Linked DNA regions of Homo sapiens: region 1 is linked to region 2. A link is a contact called in ENCODE POLR2A ChIA-PET data. All regions are on one chromosome and are shown on one strand. The core of a region is the stretch at or near the end of the contact, and the rest is flanking DNA. Distances in the headings are between cores, read along the strand shown. Region 1 overlaps ZNF532 (zinc finger protein 532). Region 2 overlaps ALPK2 (alpha kinase 2).

Region 1 (3,723 bases), core at 562-3,061, 290 kb before region 2:
AGCCGCTCTGCGTCTGTCTAAAAATTACTTATTTCAGTCTCCAGATTTAGATTAAACAGAATTTGCTCTCCCTCATTATAAAACAGCCAGAATATAGAACTTCCTGCCGTAGAAGATGATTCAAAGAATTCTTTAAACTGTGTTTATTTATTGTTGGAACAAAAGATTCTTCTCGGCACCACTTTCAATTTGCTTTGATTTTCTCAGCCTTTTCAAAGAATACATAAAACAAATACATCTTTCTAGCCCTTCTCCCCTCCAATCTGTATCCTCACCCCAGTGCCCAATAAAATAAGTCTTTTCAACATGCTATTTCTAGAGATGTCTCTGGTGCAAATACAGATGCCCTGCTCTCTGTGCTGACTACAATCAGGAAAATCTGGCTAAATACAAAGGCCCTGAGTGTACCTCAAACTTCTCCACTGCATATTCTCACGCTGGCAGTCATCAGCTATCACCTCCAACGTGAACGGCGCCAGTGTCTTTGCTGTTTAGCACCTGCTGTGCCCTCTCTGGGCACCTCCACACCCTGAAACAGCTTCCATGCTCACCCCTCAGTCCACCAACTGTGCTCCCCCAAGGCAGAACAGCACAGTGAGAAGGAGCATGTTTCAAATCCTGTTTCCACTTCCACTTACGAGCTGGGAGGGTCTCTGTCTGTTTCCCCACTGGTACCACAGGGAAAAACATGTACAGCTCCTCTCATCATTTCGGTATCAAATGAGGTAACATAATAGCTGCTGCGGTGGTGCATGCCTATAGTGCCAGCTACTTGGCTGCTTGGGAAGCCGAGGCAGGAGGATCCCTTGAGCCAAGGAGTTCAAGTCCAGCTAGTTTGAGTCCAGTCTGGGCAACATAGCAGGACCCCACCTCTAAGAAAAGGTTTAAAAATCAGAAAAATGGGATAACAGACGTAAAGTGCCATCACCTACTGCAGCATCTGCAGGTTTTAGCTACATTTTCTACCTTCCTGGGAATCTTCTGCCCTCCAACTTGCTAAAGCACAGGTTCTAAGTTCTTCAGCCACCCCTGCCGCTTCGTTTATGGTTTTTACTACGTAAGCCACTATCTTAGGGGACCCAAACCCAACCCCTTTTAAAACACCTTTCTTCTATCCTCTCTGTTTTATGTTCATTACTACCAATCTTGACCTCCAGCCCAAGCAACCCTCCTAAATTCCAGACTCACAGAGCCAGAGGCAATTGGAGCCCAAAACTGAACTCACTGTATCAAGTCCCTCCACCTCCACTCTTCCAAATCTATTCTGCCTTCGGAATTTGCTATCTCAAAGACAGAACACCCAGTCTCCAAGCAACCCCCAGACAGCCACCTAAGAAGCAGCCTTACTCCTCCAATCAGGCACTACCTGGCCCCTGAAGCAGCCCCCACCTACCACTCCATCCCCACAAACAACACCTGGGATGAAAGACCCTCATCCTTTCTCTCCTGGATTGCCGGTTCCCTCTTTGGCCTCCCTACCTCCAGCCTGTACAGCCTCTATTCCAACCTCCATGGGGCTGCCACAGGACCTTTGTAACGAAAGGTCCGTCTTTTCTGCCTACACAGAAGTCCATCCTCAAGGCACTGCACCAAAAGGCCTCATCAGGTGACCCTCAACTGCCTTCCAGCTCCATCCCCTCGCACACCCACACCCCACTCGAAACACCAAGCTCTCCCCAGACCTTTCCACGTGTGCTGCATGGACTTAGATGCTCTCCCAGGCTCTGACTGCCTCACATATTCTTACCAGTCTTTCACAGCTCCTCTGTGGACGCTTGGCATGAGGCGGCCTATTCACATTCCTATCATAGCTTCTGGGGGCTCCTTCCACTAGATTTTTCTCCCTGGGGCCCTTTTCCCTCTGCACTCCTGTGCTTAGCACAATGCCCAGTGCTTAAACACTCAGTAAGCATCTGTTAAATGACAAGGCAATCCCCAGGTTAACATCATGTCCCACTTCTTGGGCTCCCCTCCATCTGTACCACCATTACCTTTGTCTGTTCTTCCCAATCCTGAAAGCTATTTTATCCTTAAAAAAAAAAAAAAAAAAAAAACAACCTGGGCTGGGCACAGTGGCTCACACCTGTAATCCCAGCACTCTGGGAGGTTGAGGCGGGCGGATCACAAGGTCAGGAGTTCGAGACCAGCCTGACCAACATGGTGAAGCCCCATCTCTACTAAAAATACAAAAAATTAGCCAGGCATGGTGGCACGCACCTGTAATCCCAGCTACTCAGGAGGCTGAGGCAGGAGAATCGCTTGAACCTGGGAGACAGAGGTTGCAGTGAGCCGAGATCACGCCACTGAACTCCAGCCTGGACAACAAAGCGAGACTCCAACTCCAAAAAAAAAAAAAAAAAAAAACAGATCTTCCAAAATCTTCCAAACAAATCTTCCAAAATCTCCCCTCTTCACTGCTTTCACTGAATATTGCTTAAACATTTTCAGTTCCTAAAAATACATAAAAGCTGAATAACTTCAAATATTATTAATAAAATGACCCCAATACTTTGGCAGTCCATAAATCAAATTATAATTCAGAAGTTAATAACACACAACTAAGATTTCAACAATGATCTGTGGTATCACTTTCCAAAATTTCTATTCTATTGTTGTTTTGTGTTTTATTGAACCTGAATGTAAAAATTAGACTGCCAAATGTTTCCGAAGAGATTAAAAATAATTGCTGCAGGAAATAAAGGATATTTTACCACTTGCAGTTTTCTGTTTCCACTTTTGGCTAATTCTGATTAGTTCAGGGTTACAAAGCATGTCATCCCATTAGAGAGTGTTCTATTATCATGATCATCTCTCGTGTGTCTTCAGACAATGTTCACTACGATCTCTTTCTCGGCGAGTCTTAACTGCAGCTGTCAACGCTAGATCTTTTTTGTGAGTTACAAGTTGGATTTATTTTCATTCAAACTTCTAACTCTTATGTATGTACCATGTGATCCAGCCACCCCAATTCTAGGAACAGTCATGCAACGCAAACCAACATTTTGGTCAACAATGGCCCACGTACACACAGTGATCCCATAAGATTATAATACCATATTTTTCCCGTACCTTTTATGTGTTTAGATTGGTCAGAAACACAAATAGTTACCACTGTATTAAAACTGCCTACAGTATGCAGTACAGTAAGATGCTGTATAGGTTTACAACCTAGGAGCAATGGGCTACACCATATAGCCTAGGTATATAGTAGGCTATAGTAGGCTACACCATCTAGGTTTGTGTAAGTACATTCTATCTTTGCACAATGACAAGACTGTCTAATGATACATTTCTCAGAATGTACCCCTGCATTAATCGACACGTGACTGCATTTAGCAAAAAGAAATAAAAACTTATGTTCACACAAAAACCTGTTTCACACAAATGCTTACAGCAACTTTACTCACAATTAGCAAAAACTGGAAACAACCCTAATGTCCTTCACCCAGCAAATGAATAAACTGTGGTACATCCATACAGCAGAATACTACTCAGCAATGACAAAGAACCAAGTATCGAAACACAGAGAAACATGGATGAATCTGAAACGCATCTTGCTATCTGACATTCTAGAAAGCCCAAACTCTAGGACGAGAGAACCATGTCCCTATAGTGAGACAGTGGATGCCAGGGGTAGGAGAGGCTGACTACAGAGGGGCGGCAAGAGGAAATGCTCTGGTGTGATGGGCCTGTTCTGCTTCGCCCGTGGTGGTGGATAAGTGA
Region 2 (3,426 bases), core at 588-3,087:
TTTTTTTTTTTAAAGTGAAAACAAGTTTATTAAGAAAGTGAAGGAATAAAAGAATGGCTGCTCCATAGGCAGAGCAGCCTTGAGGGCTGCTGGTTGCTCATTTTTATGATTGTTTCTTGATGATATGCTAAATAAGGGGTGGAATTATTCATGAGTTTTCCAAGAAAGGGGTGGGCAATTCTTGGAACTGAGGGTTTCTCCCCCTCTTAGACCATATAAGGTAATGTCCTGACCCTGCCATGGCATTTGTAAACTGTCATGGTGCAATCCTCAGCATTTTCCATTTGAGGCAGCGTTGAGGAAAGTTTCAAGGGAGGATGCTGATTGCCTAGGATTCTCAGCACTAGGGGCACCGGAGCCCAGAGGTCAGTTGCCTTTGGCCACAAACTCTTTTCCAGGGAGATCACAGATCTCCTTGAACATGCAGTAAAATGATGGTCATTTTCTCTGTGTGCCATGGTGTGAAAATGTTGGCATGCATGTCCAAATGTGGCAAACTTATCTATATATTCTCTTCATCCTAGCTGTACCAAAAATGATGCTGCTGTCTATCAAATCTCGGCTAAAAACTCTTTTGGAATGATCTGTTGTTCTGCTTCCGTTGAGGTTGAGTGCTCATCAGAGAACCCACAATTGTCTCCTAACCTGGAAGATGACAGGGACAGGGGTTGGAAACATGAAACAGGGACACATGAAGAAGAAAGGGCAAATCAGATTGATGAGAAGGAACATCCTTATAAGGAAGAAGAAAGCATCTCCCCGGGCACTCCCAGGTCAGCTGACTCCTCCCCCTCCAAATCCAACCATTCACTCTCCCTCCAGTCATTGGGCAATCTTGACATTAGTGTGTCCAGTTCTGAAAATCCTTTGGGTGTTAAAGGAACAAGGCACACTGGAGAGGCTTATGATCCAAGTAACACAGAAGAAATTGCAAATGGGTTGCTTTTTCTTAATTCAAGTCATATTTATGAAAAACAAGACAGATGTTGCCACAAGACAGTGCATTCCATGGCATCAAAGTTCACGGATGGTGACCTGAACAATGATGGTCCTCATGATGAAGGCTTACGCTCTAGTCAGCAAAATCCCAAAGTACAGAAATACATTAGCTTCAGCCTCCCGCTATCTGAGGCAACTGCACACATTTACCCAGGTGACAGTGCCGTGGCCAACAAACAACCCAGCCCACAGCTTTCCAGTGAAGACTCTGACAGTGACTATGAACTTTGCCCAGAGATAACCCTAACCTACACCGAGGAGTTTTCAGATGATGACCTGGAGTATCTGGAATGTTCTGATGTTATGACGGATTACTCTAATGCAGTTTGGCAAAGGAACCTGCTGGGGACTGAGCATGTTTTTTTATTAGAAAGCGATGACGAAGAGATGGAATTCGGTGAGCATTGCCTGGGTGGGTGTGAGCATTTCCTCAGTGGAATGGGTTGTGGGTCTCGGGTGTCGGGTGACGCTGGGCCTATGGTTGCCACTGCTGGCTTCTGTGGTCATCACTCACAACCCCAAGAAGTTGGGGTGAGGAGCAGCAGAGTCTCCAAGCACGGTCCCTCATCCCCACAAACAGGGATGACTCTCATTTTGGGACCTCACCAGGATGGAACGTCTTCAGTGACAGAACAGGGGAGATATAAACTCCCCACTGCTCCCGAGGCTGCTGAAAATGATTATCCAGGAATTCAAGGAGAAACCAGAGACAGCCACCAAGCAAGAGAGGAATTTGCCAGTGACAATCTGCTCAACATGGATGAATCAGTAAGAGAGACAGAGATGAAGCTCTTGTCTGGTGAGTCAGAAAACTCAGGGATGAGCCAGTGTTGGGAGACGGCAGCTGACAAGAGAGTGGGGGGAAAGGACTTATGGAGCAAGAGGGGTTCAAGGAAATCTGCCAGGGTGAGGCAGCCGGGAATGAAGGGAAATCCCAAGAAGCCGAATGCCAACCTGAGAGAAAGTACAACAGAAGGTACCCTTCATCTCTGCTCTGCCAAAGAATCTGCTGAGCCCCCACTAACCCAGAGTGATAAAAGAGAGACTTCTCACACCACAGCAGCAGCGACTGGTCGGAGTTCCCATGCTGATGCAAGAGAATGTGCTATTTCAACCCAGGCAGAGCAAGAAGCAAAAACCCTTCAAACTTCAACAGACTCAGTCTCCAAAGAAGGCAACACAAATTGCAAGGGAGAAGGCATGCAAGTTAATACTCTATTTGAAACAAGCCAGGTTCCAGACTGGAGTGATCCTCCTCAGGTAAGACTTTTCTTTTAAAGAAATTACGAGATAAAAAGAACCGTGTGTGTGTGTGTGTGTGTGTGTGTGTGTGTGTGTGTCTCTTCCTTTACTTCACATTCACAATTGCTATACCATAATGTAAATCAAAATAAGTTTCCCAACACCATCAGGGTACTTGTGCATGACAGCTGCTGCTGCTCGGAAGGAAATCTGGTTTTGAAAAAAAGGCCCAGATAAACCCTAAGCCATCCTAATTATAGCAAAAGACTGATAGAAGTTAAGAGGCACTAATGGGATTCTGGACAGCTGGAAAAAGAAATCTGATATTTTGTCTGCTGCATGTGTTTTACCAGGCAATGCCACTATTCAGAAAGTTTCTCAAGCAAATGTTTTGGGTGTAGCCTTTAAAGGAAGAAGGGGGAAAAAAACATTGTTTTTAGTCATTTGCAGGGAAGTGCTTTGAAAATGATAGGTCTTGGCTTTAATCAGAATTTGTGGTATGAATGAAAGACTTCAGTGTGTCTGAAAGACTTGTAGACTTCACTTTTTTTGTGATGCTAGGGAAAGCAGGCAGATTAACTGTTGCCTCACTGGTGGGATGTTTTTGATTGGATGTTTGTCTTATTTTGTTTAAAACAGAGTATAAAAGAGGCTAAGAGAAAAAAAGCTGCCAAGAAATAAATTTGTTTTCCCTTATTACTGATTTGGGAGTGTAAAGAGATGGAATTAAATTTATAGGAATAATCAATGCACAAAAGATGTTGTGCTTGATACATAACTTATATTTTTAATGATATTTTCAGTTTCAAAGGGTCCCAAATGAGCTTTGGACTTACGCTGTAATATGGGCAAGATTTGAGTTTTGTAAATAAATACCTAAGAAAACTTATTTGTCTGTTATTTTTACTATACTTTGTATTCCCCTTTTTCCCAATTTTGTACTAGAAAACTAGTATTATTTTTATAGAAGACTAGATACACTCCAAAGATAAAATATTCCCAATGCAAAGTGACTTAACTCTGTGAAAATATTAAAAATTGACACATGAATTTCTATAGACCCAGTCATAAAAAAGCCAATCTAAAAATCTCCAGATTTTAGGTAACTGTTGATTGAGCAAATTGTTCTGTTCTGCTGGCCAAACTGGCCAGGTAAAAGCCACATTTATATTTTACTTTTCACAG

The links. ChIA-PET counts read pairs that join two places held with the same protein, here RNA polymerase II (POLR2A).
Region 1: POLR2A ChIA-PET joins it to region 2 with 16 read pairs in BJ. The contact joins two enhancer-like sites. POLR2A ChIA-PET finds 5 or more read pairs at or near these places in 3 of 52 experiments (BJ, WTC11 and endothelial cell of umbilical vein).

Annotation. Positions count from the first base shown.
Region 1 is chr18:58,868,404-58,872,126 of GRCh38, reverse strand. The region is part of intron 2 of ZNF532 (zinc finger protein 532); the gene reads right to left. Among named protein-coding and RNA genes, the nearest start is that of ZNF532, 5.4 kb to the right of the region's middle. RefSeq lists an enhancer at 1,173-2,154. Within about 2 kb of position 1,811, at least 3 of the 41 ENCODE cell types and tissues checked have a DNase peak (open chromatin) inside an H3K27ac peak, as active enhancers do.
Region 2 is chr18:58,577,647-58,581,072 of GRCh38, reverse strand. ALPK2 (alpha kinase 2) reads left to right here. Exons shown (of 13, transcript NM_052947.4): 4 at 525-2,259. Among named protein-coding and RNA genes, the nearest start is that of SNORA108, 21 kb to the left of the region's middle. RefSeq lists an enhancer at 979-1,526. Within about 2 kb of position 1,837, at least 4 of the 41 ENCODE cell types and tissues checked have a DNase peak (open chromatin) inside an H3K27ac peak, as active enhancers do.